Regions from separate parts of the Homo sapiens genome. Here region 1 is linked to region 2. A link is a contact called in ENCODE Hi-C data. All regions are on one chromosome and are shown on one strand. Each heading gives the region's core, a stretch centred on a gene start or an enhancer-like site at or near the end of the contact. The rest is flanking DNA. Distances are from core to core; before and after follow the strand shown. Region 1 has its middle 25 kb from the start of F2R. Region 2 overlaps MRPS27 (mitochondrial ribosomal protein S27).

The links. A loop is a pair of places that touch in the nucleus more often than their neighbours do. Pooled maps may share reads with other maps.
Region 1: a map with no recorded cell type shows a loop between it and region 2 (10-fold over the local background). The contact joins two enhancer-like sites. A Hi-C loop is called at or near these places in 2 of 37 single-sample maps with no recorded cell type and 2 of 50 pooled maps.

The regions. Positions count from the first base shown.
Region 1 is chr5:76,738,070-76,744,521 of GRCh38, reverse strand. No RefSeq gene overlaps it. Among named protein-coding and RNA genes, the nearest start is that of F2R, 25 kb to the right of the region's middle. RefSeq lists enhancers at 2,890-2,969, 5,103-5,172, 5,273-5,602. Within about 2 kb of position 4,973, at least 15 of the 41 ENCODE cell types and tissues checked have a DNase peak (open chromatin) inside an H3K27ac peak, as active enhancers do.
Region 2 is chr5:72,299,978-72,306,201 of GRCh38, reverse strand. All of the region lies in intron 2 of MRPS27 (mitochondrial ribosomal protein S27), which reads left to right. Among named protein-coding and RNA genes, the nearest start is that of MRPS27, 17 kb to the left of the region's middle. RefSeq lists enhancers at 4,126-4,355, 3,915-4,870. Within about 2 kb of position 4,526, at least 4 of the 41 ENCODE cell types and tissues checked have a DNase peak (open chromatin) inside an H3K27ac peak, as active enhancers do.

The DNA.
Region 1 (6,452 bases), core at 3,724-6,223, 4.4 Mb before region 2:
CCAGCTTCAGTCTCACCATGTAAGAGACCATTTAATAATTGTAAGAAAATGAATAAGTGAAATTAAGGATCCAACAACATGGGTCAAAGAATGCAGAAATTAAATAAAGCTCAAGTATGTTTTAAAAAGAGCTTATGGGATAATTAATCAGATTTTTAAAATACTGAATAATAGAATGTGGGTTACACACATTCATTAATTTCAAGAATAAGAGGACTAACATAACTATGCAATAAAATCAGTCAAAGTTTTTGTTTTGTTTTGCAAAAATAATATTTGCTGCTTGATGAGGAAATATGAATTCCAGAAGAAAACAAATGAATAGCCCTTTTGGCACAAGTATAAAGACTATCAGAGTAAAAAGTCGTGCTCTGGTTATGATGACAGAATGCTGTACTGAATGTTCTGGTAGCTGCTGGGGACAAATAGAAACATTTCTGGCTTCAGAGTATAGCTAATGACTTTTTTTTTTTTTTTTCTTTTTTTTTTTTTTGAGACAGAGTCTCGCTCTGTTGCCCAGGCTGGGCTCACTGCAACCTCCACCTCCAGGGTTCAAGCGATTTTCATGCCTCAGCCTCCTAAGTAGCTGGGATTACAGGTGTCAGATACTGCACCTGGCCATGGCTAAAGATATTTTTATGTTTTTGAGAATTTCAGAGTTCCACAAGATATTTTGGGAGAATCTTGAAGATGTCAACTATATGTAGAATCATATGATTTCCTAACACCATTATTTCCTGCTTGAATAATATATTGAGGCACAAAATACTAATTGTGGCTAGGAGATGGTCAGAAAGATTTGTTTGTTTTTTCAGATTATTTTACTTTTGTTTTAATGTGGGTTGCTTTTTTGCTAGAGAGGCAGTACATACTCAGGAAAGAGAGAAGTAGAAAATACTTTAAAGGAAAAAAAATGACCCAATTACCAAAACGCAAGTTTAAACATCTTGGTATATTTCTCATTAGTCTTTGCCTTGACTTAGATCTATTTTTCCCCATCTTGTTGGTTTTGTACTGCTTGTATATCATTGCATCTTATTTTTTAAAAAATTAAACATTATAAGCACTGCTCTGTGTCGTTACATACACTTAAAACGTCTCATTGTTAAAGGGTATAATAGTCTCTGGAGAAGTCCTTTAAAATTACACATCTAGAGGAATTTTGTCTTCTGCTAACATGCAAATAAGGCTGCTATTAACAACCAGAAGCCTATTACTTTTTTTGATGTTATTTGTAATTATTTCTTGATAGATTCCCAGAAGTCATACAACTGGGTCAAAGGTTATGAACATGTAAGGATGATGACATTTTGTCAAATTGCTTTCCTAAAGTGTGTCCACCGACATTATCTTACCCTTTCTGGTATTTATATTATTTTCCTTATTTCCTCCATTCCTTCTGTAATACTTATTAGGGAGCTGTTTTAGCCATCATAGAAAAAGATCATTGTTAATTGGACACGAGCCGGTGTTATCTTGTTTTAAATTGCAGCTATTGGATTATCGCTGAGATGTAACATTTTTTCCCACGTTGGCTAACAAATTGTAGTTTTTCTTTCATCATTTAGTTTTTTCAATCAACTTGTAAGAGGGCTTCTATAATGACGAATTTACTCCAAGTTTACTGAATGTGCTGTAAATGTGTTCCCAGAGTTGATTAACAAAATCTTTGGTTTTCCCCAGGCACAGTGGAATCATGGATCCTCTGATGATGATCCCTGGGCTGACTCATTTGCCTTTGGGTTTGCAAAACTTCTCATTCCAGCTCCATCAAGACTGAAGCTCCTGAATGCTAAGTAGCACCCTAGTGCTTCCCTGAGGTCACCATTTTTCAGCCAGACCCAGAGACAGGAAAAATATCCACAGTTGCTTTCTGGTAACCAGGCGCTGCCGCTATCTGCCGGGCACTATCTTTAAAAAATGGGAGTTGCCACTTTAAACCCCCAGTGTCTTCTGAAATGGTTTTATGTATAAGATTAGAGCCATTTAAGCTATCTTTTTCCCTAGAAAAGAACCAAAGAAGGGAGAAAGAGGAGAGGAAGCATACAGCAAGATAGATATCACCTACAACAAATTTTGATTAAGAACATATGCTGCCACTACATTAAAAATTGCCCCAATTTTCTCAGAATAAAAAAAAATTGTCTCAGAAAATGATTTTAAGAATATGAGAATTGATTTTCTGGATCCCTGGACCTGCAACCTAGCCAAATTCTGCCTCGGGGCTATCTCTGAGAGCACTGCTATTCAAAGCATAGTCCAAAAGGAGCAACTTTAACTTTACCTGGGAAGTTGTTACACAGGCAGACCCAGCCTCGGACCAGTTGCAGCAGACTCTGGTAATTTGTATGCAGGTTAAAGTTTGAGAAGCAGACAGATCACAGCTCACTGTAACTTTGAACTCCTAGGCTCAAAGGATCCTCCTGTCTCAGCCTCCTGAGTAGCTGGGACTACAGGCGTGTGCCACCACACCCAGCTAATTCTTACATTTGTTTTAGCAGGGTCTTGCTATGTTGCTCAGGCTGGTCTCAAACTCTCAAACTCCTGGCATCAAGCAATCCTCCTGTCTTCACCTCCCAAAGTGCTGGGATTACAGATGTGAGCCACTGCACCTGGCCAAGAAACACTATTTTCTTTTCTTTTTTAAAAAACTTTTACTTTAGGTTCAGGGGTACATGTGCAGGTTTGTTATATAAGTAAATTGTGTGTCTTGGGGGTTTGGTGTACAGATTATTTCATCACCCTGGTAGTAAGCATAGTACTCGATAGGTGGTTTTTCAGTCCTCTCCCTCTCATCCTCCACCCTCAAGTAGGCCCTGGTATCTGTTGTTCTCCTCTTTGTGTCCATGTGTACTCAATGTTTAGTTTCACTTATAAGTGAGAACATGTGGTATTTGGTTTTCTGTTTCTGCATTAGTTGGCTTAGGATAATGGCCTCCAGCTCTATCCATGTTGCTGCAAAGAACGTGATCTTGTTCTTTTTTACGGCTGCATCGTATTCCATGGGGTATATGTACCACATTTTCTTTATCCAGTCTATCATTGGTGGGCATTTAGGTTGATTCCATAGCTTTGCTATTGTGAATAGTGCTGCAGTGAACACCTGTGCGCAGATGTCTTTATGGTAGAATGATTTCTATTCCTTTGGGTATATACCCAATAATGGGACTGCTGGGTTGAATGATAATTCTGTTTTAAATTATTTGAGAAATCACCACACTGCTTTCCACAATGGCTGAACTAATACTTTACATTCCCACCAGCAGTATATAAGCTAAGAAGCACTTTTCAAAAACAGTGGTATTGTTGATCTAAAAGGAAGAAGCTGAGTCAAAATTAATATAAGTAGAGAGTTTATTTGGGCCAAGCTTGAGGACTGCAACCCAGTGTATATTGAAGTGTATATTCAAGTTGTCCTGAATATACAATCTGATTAGCAGCAGTTGCATGTGAATGTTTATAAAGGAAAAGAGGCAGTTCCTAAGTTGTTTATCAAAATTTACATTAAAATAACATAAGCTGTTGATTGGATACACATTGTTCTTTGTATCACAGATTCCAGGAACATGAAGATAACAGGGAATGTAGCTAGTCAGGAACAAAATGCCTTTTTTTTTTTTGAGATGGAGTCTCTCTCCGTTGCCCAGGCTGGAGTGGCGCCATCTTGACTCACTGCAACCTCTACCTTCTGGCCTCCTGGGTTCAAACAATTCTCCTGCCTCAGCCCCCCGAGTAGCTGGGATTTCATGAGCATGCTGCCATGCCTGGCTAATTTTTGTATTTTTAGGAGTGTAGGGGTTCCACCATGTTGACCAGTCTGGTCTCAAACTCCTGACCTCAAGGGATCCTCTCGCCTCGGCCTCCCAAAGTGTTGGGATGACAGGCATGAGCTACCACACCACCAGGAACAAAATGACTTTAAATAATTGCCCACAGGCATGGGGGGTGGTGGGTAGGGGGAGGGTATGTGCCGGGGGTGTGACTGAAGTCCTCTACTCCCGTCTCTCTGGGCCTAATAAATTTTGCACACCTCACATAGCTCAGACTGCTGAGGGATTTTTCTTTTCTTAGTATCAACCCTGGTTTACACATCAGAATCTTCTGAGGAGCTTGAAAACAATATCAATGTCCAGGCCTCGCCCCCAGAGATTGGCACTGGAATTGTTTAGAAGCTCTCCAGTGATTCTATGCGCAACCAGAGTTGAGAACTGATTTAGTTTCTTTTCTTTTCTTTCTTTCTTTTCTTTTTTTTTTTTTTTTGAGACAGAGTCTCGTTCTGTTGCCCAGGCTGGAGTGCAGTGGTGCCATCTCGGCTCAGTGCAGCGTCTGCCTCCCGGGTTCCAGCAATTCTCCTGCCTCAGCCACCCGGGTAGCTGGATTACAGGCACGTGCCACCATGTCTGACTAATTTTTGTATTTTTAGTAGAGACAGGGTTTCACCATGTTGGCCAGCCTGGTCTCGAACTGCTGACCTCAGGTGATCCGCCCGCCTTGGCTTCCCAAAAAGCTAGGATTACAGGCATGAGCCACCAGGCCTGGCCAACTGATTTAGTTTCTAAAACTTGTTACAAGGCAGAGCTGATAAAATTCTAAATCTGAGGTCTTCAAATTTTGTGCTTCCTAACTAAACATTAAGTATTAGGATTAAATCCCAAAGCCAGTTAGCTTCTGGAGGATGGGAATATATTATTTGTCTTGTTTTTTTTAAAATATGTGTCAGCTAGTTTCAAGAGCAACTAGATATCCCAGGATAGGAAACAAAACAACAAAAATAGATATCAAATGATTATGGTTTTGCTCACGAATGCATCTCAGTATTGGACAGCCCACCCTTCGTGGTGTTTTCACTTCCTTGGATGGGTCGCATAGCAGCACACCAAAATGACCTGCAGATGTAGTCATTAAGATAGGCAAAACAGCCAGACTGGCCCTGCCACCATGCAGGCTACTATAGATGCAGCTTTCTTTTCTTTTTTTTTTTTTTGAGATGGAGTTTCGCTCTTGTCATCCAGGCTGGATGGCACAATCTCGGCTCACTGCAACCTCTGCCTCCTGGGTTCAAGCAATTCTCCTGCCTCAGCCTCCTGAGTAGCTGGGATTACAGGTGTGTGCCACCACATCTGGCTAATTTTTGTATTTTTAGTAGAGACAGGGTTTCACATGTTGGCCAGGCTGGTCTCAAACTCCCGACCTCAGGTGATCCACCCGCCTCGGCCTCACTAAAGTGCTGGGATTACAGCGGTGAGCCACCGTGCCCTGGCCAGATGCAGCTTTCAAAGCTCATCTCCTTACTGCTTATGAGTCATTTCCTGAAGTGATAAACACACAGCCTGCTGGGTTGAAACTGTACATGCTGTGTTATCTGAATTCTGAGATGCTACTGAATTTGACCTCTGGTTTTCCGTGTGTTTCCATAAGACTAGCATGCAATCAACAGTCCCCATGACAACAAACTTGGCGCTTGAGTTTCACTTTACAGGAATGCCACCATGGGTAGAATCTGCTGCTGTTCTGAATTGTCTCTTGGTCTTCTGGTCTGAAACTTTGCTCAGCAAGCACCTCTCTCTTTCCTTTACACAGCAGGTGGCTGAAAATCAGACCTCACACAGAGCTTCCTGTTCTGTGGACCACACCATACCTGATGACGTGAATCAGTATCTTTTCTTTTCTTTTTGTGACAGGGTCTCACTCTGTCACCCAGGCTGAAGTGTAGTGGCACCATCTTGGCTCATTGCAACCTCCGCCTCCCAGGCTCAAGCCATCCTCCCACCTTAGCCTCCCAAGTAGCTGGAACTACAGGCATGAGCCATCACGCTCGGCTAATTTTTGTATTTTTCGTAGAGACGGGGTTTTGCCATTTTGCCTAGGCTGGTCTCGAACTCCTGGGCTCAAACCATTCATCCGCCTTAGCCTTCCAAAGTGCTGGGATAATAGGCGTGAGCCACTGAGCCTGGATGTTGAATCAGTTTCTTGCTCCAAGACTTGGAACCCCTCAGCTCTGAAACAGCCAGAAACCCAGAGTGGTGCCTGCAGCTCTAAGCCAACTCTTTACCCCTGTTTGCTTTTATGCTTTTATAATAATTACCAGTTTATCTGTTTTCTTCAAGTCAATAAAGTTGGGACATCTTGGATAAGGGCAGTGGTTTTCAAACTTCTTTTGCTCAGAACACCTTAATACACTTAAAATTATTGAGGACCAGCAAAGAGCCTTTGTTTATGTGGGTTGCATCCATTGGTGTGCTGGAGTCAACTTGTACCTGCTCACAAGAATTCAATATTCAGGAAATTTGTCAAGCCAACTGTTAAACAGTTGGGAGCTTGAAACTGGAAAAGAAGGGAGTATTCACACCATCAAAATTGGCAAATGCTAGTTTGCCAGATCAGGCTTTTTTTCTTTTTGTGGAGATCCTGCTTAGCAGCACATCACTGACTTTTTTTCTTTTTCATTTTTT
Region 2 (6,224 bases), core at 3,277-5,776:
AACTTCCATTCATCAACAGTTTACTTACCCTGAAATAGTTTGTATATGAGTTAGCTTTCAAAATAACTTGCAAAAATGATGAATGAGGACTTCTTAAAATGTCATTAAGAACTCATAGATTTAAATAATTGAGACATTTTAATCCATTGCTGTTGATACTTTTATTGATAGGGCCATAGTTCAACTGTGCTCTGTAGAGCCCTGGGCTTTCCTACTTCAATCAGATTTCAACTTTTGATTGTTTCTGTACTGGGCTTCCCTTTGGCTAAAATAAACACTGAGTTAAAGCATTGTCTCTGGAATTCCTCCACTAACTTGCTGATTTGTTGGGGAGGTACAGGGTAAAAGTTATCAACATTTACTAGTTAACAGAATAGGATCCACTGTGAACAGGACTCAGGAGAAAACCACTGGGGAACTGGGTAGGGTGTTGGTAGGAGGGCAGGCCTCATGGGGAAGCTCCTTGAGTTCCATGAGAGGAAGTTTTCTTGAGTCTTTCTGACAAGGAGCGAGCACTCAGGTGACTTGAGCTGAATTCAGGATTCATGAGCCCTACTGGATTAAATATTTTATTTGTGATTTTTCACATCACAAAGTATAGGACACATTTTGGTTTGGGTTACTGTTTTGCTTGTTTGTGTTGGTTTCTCTTGGTTTGTTGGTTTGTTTTCTGTTGGTTTGTTTTTGGAGAACCTCCTTTTTGAATCCAAAGAGTATTTCCTTGACACATTTGCATTCAGGTCTGTCTCTTACAGACACTTCTTCCATTTTAGCTGAGATTTAGTTTTGCTGTGTCATTTCAGCTGTAGAGGCCTTTGGCTTTTTGCATGAATATTTCAGATCCTGCTCTTGAGGCCTGATGGAGATTTTCTGAAGTCTGCTTTCTTAACTTTTGTCAGTTCTGTATTTGCATCTCTGTGGCATCTATTCATTTTCCAGTTTCCATATTTGCCAAGTTCTAGAGATGGGTCTGACTTGTGCACATCACCGTTCTTTAGTCTCATTAATATATATGTACACAAAGCTTGATTTCATGTTTTTCCTTTATTGGATTTATTTATGTTAAAGCTTCTGGTGACAGACAAATAGAAGGAAGTCTAAAAATCTATGTCCAAATTGGTTGCTAGGCTAGTTTTCCATACTTCCTTCTGTATATTCAATGCATGATATATGTCATGTGTCCTCGTTTTTCTTTTAAAATGTGGGAAACAAAAACAGTTTCAGCCTGTATTTTTCAAGATCAGTTCTTCTAGGAAGGACAATAATAATCTGTACCTGTTTCTTTATTATATAAATTAGGTAAGGTATGCAGATGACCATAAGCCCAGAAAGAGTTTAGTGTTGCCTGAAAGGTTAACAGTAATGTGCAGTTATGTAGAAAAGAAAAACTGAAACCATTTCTCACCTGAAGCTAGAAGGATTCAATAAAGGATTCATATTTTTCTTCAGTGACCTTCATTATCACAACTTTGCCCCAGAGACCACACTCTTTTTTAAGAGGCTTGTTTTTCAACACATCTGTACTACAGATTTTGTGGTTATGTACTGTGAAGCTGTGTTACTTTGGTGTGCACCAGGTTAAAATTATCTTGGCAAAATGAATTTTTGGTCATTATGTAGTGACCCACATAATCTATAAAACTGCTTTTTGCCTGTAATCTATTGTGTCTGATATTAATACAACTGTACCAGCTTTATTTTGGCTTCCTAGTGTGTTTTTAATAATTTTCAACTCTTCTGTGTTTATATGATTTATATAGCTAGCTTTTATATTTTTAACCAATCTGACAATCATTATCTTTTAACTAGAAAATTTCGTCTATTTACATTATCATTTCATGATTACCAATATAATTGGATTTATTTCTGTCACATTTTGTGATTGGTTTCATCTTTCTTTTTTTTCTTTATTTTTTATTTTTGGATTGATTTTTACTTTTGGATTGTTTTTGTTTTTTACGTTTTTTTCCCCTCCACTGGTCTGGAGATTATATCCTCTACTTTTTTAGAGATTGTTGCCCTTTAACTTCTAAAATGCATATCTAGCTTAAATTGTAATGCTCATCACACTCTACTATCCTTTAGGACACCTTAGGTCCACACACACACATCTAACCATATGCTCTTGTCTAATAATAAAGTTTTATCCTTTAAAACACATATAACATTATTTTAAACAGTCAGTTCCCCCCCAATTTAACCAATTTTATTGAGTTCTAAAAATTTCCTTTAGTATTTGTTGCTAATACATTTTCTGTTTTTGTTTGTCCAAAAATGTCTTCATTTCGCCCTTATCTTTTTTTTTTTTTTTTTTTTTTTGAGATGAGGTCTTGCTGTGTTGCCCACACTGGCCTCCAACTCCTGGGCTTAAGTGATCCTCCCACCTCAGCCTCCTGAGTAGCTGGGTCTACAAGCACATGCCAGCATACCCATATTTTGCCCTTATTTTTTAAAGATAATCTTGCTAGATATGCAATTTTAGGTTGATAGTTTATACTTGCAACATTTTGAACATTTTATTCTATTTTCTGGATTTTATCATTCCTATTGAGAAAACACCTGTTAGTATAGTTGTTTCTTTCTTTGTAATTTCTCTTTTCTTTCTGGCCACTTTTGAGATCCTCTCATTCATCGTTTTTGAAATAATAATTTTACTTTTTTGACTTGAGATTGTATACATATCCTGAATCTAGAAACCTATATTTTTTATCAATTCTAAAAAATTCTCATCATTGTCTCATCATACATTCTTATTCATATTTCTATATCTTTGCTCTTTTACAGTTCTCATTTTTATCTTTGCAGCATTCTGTGTAATTATCTGCCTTTCAGTTCACTCTCACTTCACCTGTGTCTAACCTGCTTTTTAACTTATTCATTGTTTACTTTTTACAGCTTTGATGAGGTATTCTTCACATAAAATAAACTATGTATATTTAAATGTACAATTTGATCAGTTTTGACCAATGTACAGGTGTATATGTCCATAAAGTCATCTCCATGATCAAGATAATGAGCATATGTGTCACCTGCCAAAGTTTTCTCCTATTCTTTAACCCTTTTCTCCTTCCGCTTCTGGCCCTATACCCCAAATTCCCAGGCAACCATGGATATGCTTTTTTGTTTCTATAGAATAGTTCACAATTTTTAGAATTTTATATAGTGAAGTCAACTCTTCAAACAAAATTCTCAGCTTGGTATATTTTGGATCACAAAAGAAGAGTGGATTAAATCCCCAAAGAGGCATGAGGGCTGACTTGTAGTTTATAATCTTCAGGGGACAAGTGTCCCGGTTGTTTACTTTTTAGGGTGCATTATTGTAGTGATAAGTTTTACCTTTTCACTTCAGGTGTAGTTCCCTTAGGTGGTCCTGGCTTTACCTGAGGATCTCTGAACAAGCTTCTCATCTTACAAGTATTGGTTTTATCCTCTGTCCCCATAAGTCACTGAAACTAAAGCTCTCCATCACTGTAGATCATCACATGCTCTCAAAAGGACTGCTCCCCTCAAAGGGACTGCTCCTCTAAACACTCCAAGTTCATGTTTCCATCTTGCCTTTGGCCTCTGACAGTTACATCTACCTTCTTGAAAGCTCAGTCATATATTTGGGGGAAAATTGATATTTTGTTTTATTTTTATAGTAGGAGGAATTTTTTAAAGATATTTAATTCATTTTATTCCAGCAATGGAATTCCTATTCAGTATCTTCTTTGAGCTTAGGAGCAACATCTAAGACTTCTTTTGTGTTCCCTCCCATGGTTGCTCCCAAACATAACTGACGTGCTTGATTGGCTACAATCTTCTGGGGCTATTGTTTAAGTCTCTCGTGCTACCTCAAACCCAGGGAATTAGAGTCTCCCTCTGGGTGAAAAGAATCCTAGGAATCTGAAGTTTTAAAGCCCCTCAGGCAATCTGAATCCTCACCCAGGCTTGTGGGCCATTGCACTCTTACTGGGAATAGTGCAGGGTTCTCAATACAATCTTGTATATTCTGAGATCGTTAATAGTATTGCTTTCTTCAAATGGGAAGGGCATTTTTAGTATACATTTTATTTTCTGGACATACTTCCACATTGTCTGTCTAGCTTCAAGTTTTGTTAAATGAAGAATTCAAATTTCAGATCCATTTTCCCATATAGTCTGTTGTCCACAACCATCTGCCACAGTATGTATTCCTGAGGAGCTGAATAGCAAGCAAAAAAGTATCTTCTTTGGCACATCTCTTTGAACAAAACCTGGGCATCTGCTGGCCCCTCACTGAAACATGAGGTGGGATTTTGACTGTGGAAGCCCACAGTCCAGAAGCCTGTGGCGCTGGCCCTCTGCACGCCGCAGCTGTCCCAGCTTTCCTGGCCGTCCCTGCTCTGTGCAGTTTTCTGCCTCATTCATCACGGCAGTGCTATACTGTGAGGTGATTGGCCACATGATATATTTAGCAGCAAACCTTTCTCTGACTTGGAAAATGCAAATGTTATTCATTAGATGCTGGCTTTGCAGCTGTTACCTTTTCTGAGGCTCCAGCCAATTTCACTTGACTAAAGATGCCTTGGTGCGAAGGATTCACATGCAATCTTGAGTTACCACACTACAGAGGTGATCAGTGAAGCCACCTTATTCCAGAGTTTGGTTATACATTGTGCATGATGTGAAACCCACAAAGAAATGATGGGTTTTTCATTTTAATTAGGCCATAGATCCTGATCTTGCTATTTTAAGTTAAATTGTAAATTTCAGGTAGAGGGAGGTAATTTCTCATATTGCCTCTCATCTAAACACAGAAGCCTTCATTATGAAATGATCAAAAGATTTGCTATTATGAGAGAGACATTTAACATCTGTAAGCAAGTAGATTTAATGCTATTAAGTTGCCTTAGTGTGAAGGGGGTTTAAGGACTTTTTTGTTTTTATTTTGCTTTAATCACTTGGCTTCAATCCCTTTAAGATAGTCATAAGAAAAGCTAATTGCTTTCATATCGTATCAAGTTCTAAAGTTCTAAAGTTGTTTTCCCCCAGTAGGTACTGAGTCATTGAGATCAATCCCTCAGGGAAAAAAGAGAGGAAAAAATGGTTAAATGCACAACAATAGGTTTTCAACAAATACTTATTACTTGATCATTTCTGGTGTGTCCTTATTACTTGATACCAATTTCTTCCACCAGGGAGTAAACAAACCTTGGAAACCCAATTGCTTTTTTCTTTCTTCCTTTTCTTCCTTTGATTCATTTCTTTAGGTATTTACTAGGTGCCTTTTATGGAACTGTTCTAGGGACTGAGAGTGTGTATATTAGTAATTATATGGATTTTATTTTTAGTGTAAGAGACAGAAAAACAACACAGATTAGCATTTATTGGTTTTTATCCTGATTGGCTGATTTATCTTTTAAAATGCTCACTCAGACTGCTGGGTGGAGATTAGATAATAAGGGTGGGGACAGTAGTTAAAACAAGGTCAGGAGATGAGAGATACTGGTGGCTTAGCAGTAGTGGTGATGAGAAATATATAGTTATTTTTCAAATCTAGAGCCTGTAGGATTTATTGACAAATTGGTTATAGAGTGTGAAAAGAATGGGGTCAAGGATGATGCCTACATTTTTGGCCTCAGTAAACCAGCCAATGTGGTGGTCATTTACTGAGATAGGAAAAGCATATTGAAAGTGGAAGGTTGAGGAAATAAGAGAACATGTGATGTTTAGATACCTATTAGACACCCAGATGGAAATATCACCTATGTAATTGGAAATGCAAGTCTGGAGTTAAAGGGAGAAGACAGGGTAGGTATGTACATGTGGAGCCAACCATCTGTAGGTAATGGTTAAAGGCGTGGCAGAGAATGAGATCACCTAGGGACCGAGCATAGATGGAGAAGGGAAGTCTGCAGTCTACTAGAGTCCTAGAGGCACTCCAATGTTTAGAAGTCAAGAAGAGGAGATCCTGCAAAGGAACACAAGAAGGAGAGAAAAAAGAGAATATTTTGTGAAGGATAGAATGGTCAACTGTATCAAATGATAGAAGTCAAGTAAGATGAGAACAGAAAATTAACCACTGGATTTTAACAATGTGGCAGTGGTTATTGGTGTCAGTTGAATGTGTTGAAGACTGGGAGCTCAGGAGGTAGTAACAGCTGTATCTAAGATGACTCTTTTTAGCAGTCTTGCTGTTAAGAGGAGCAGAGAAAAGGAGCCATAATGGTAGGAAATATGAGGGCAAGGGAGGGCTTTTTTGT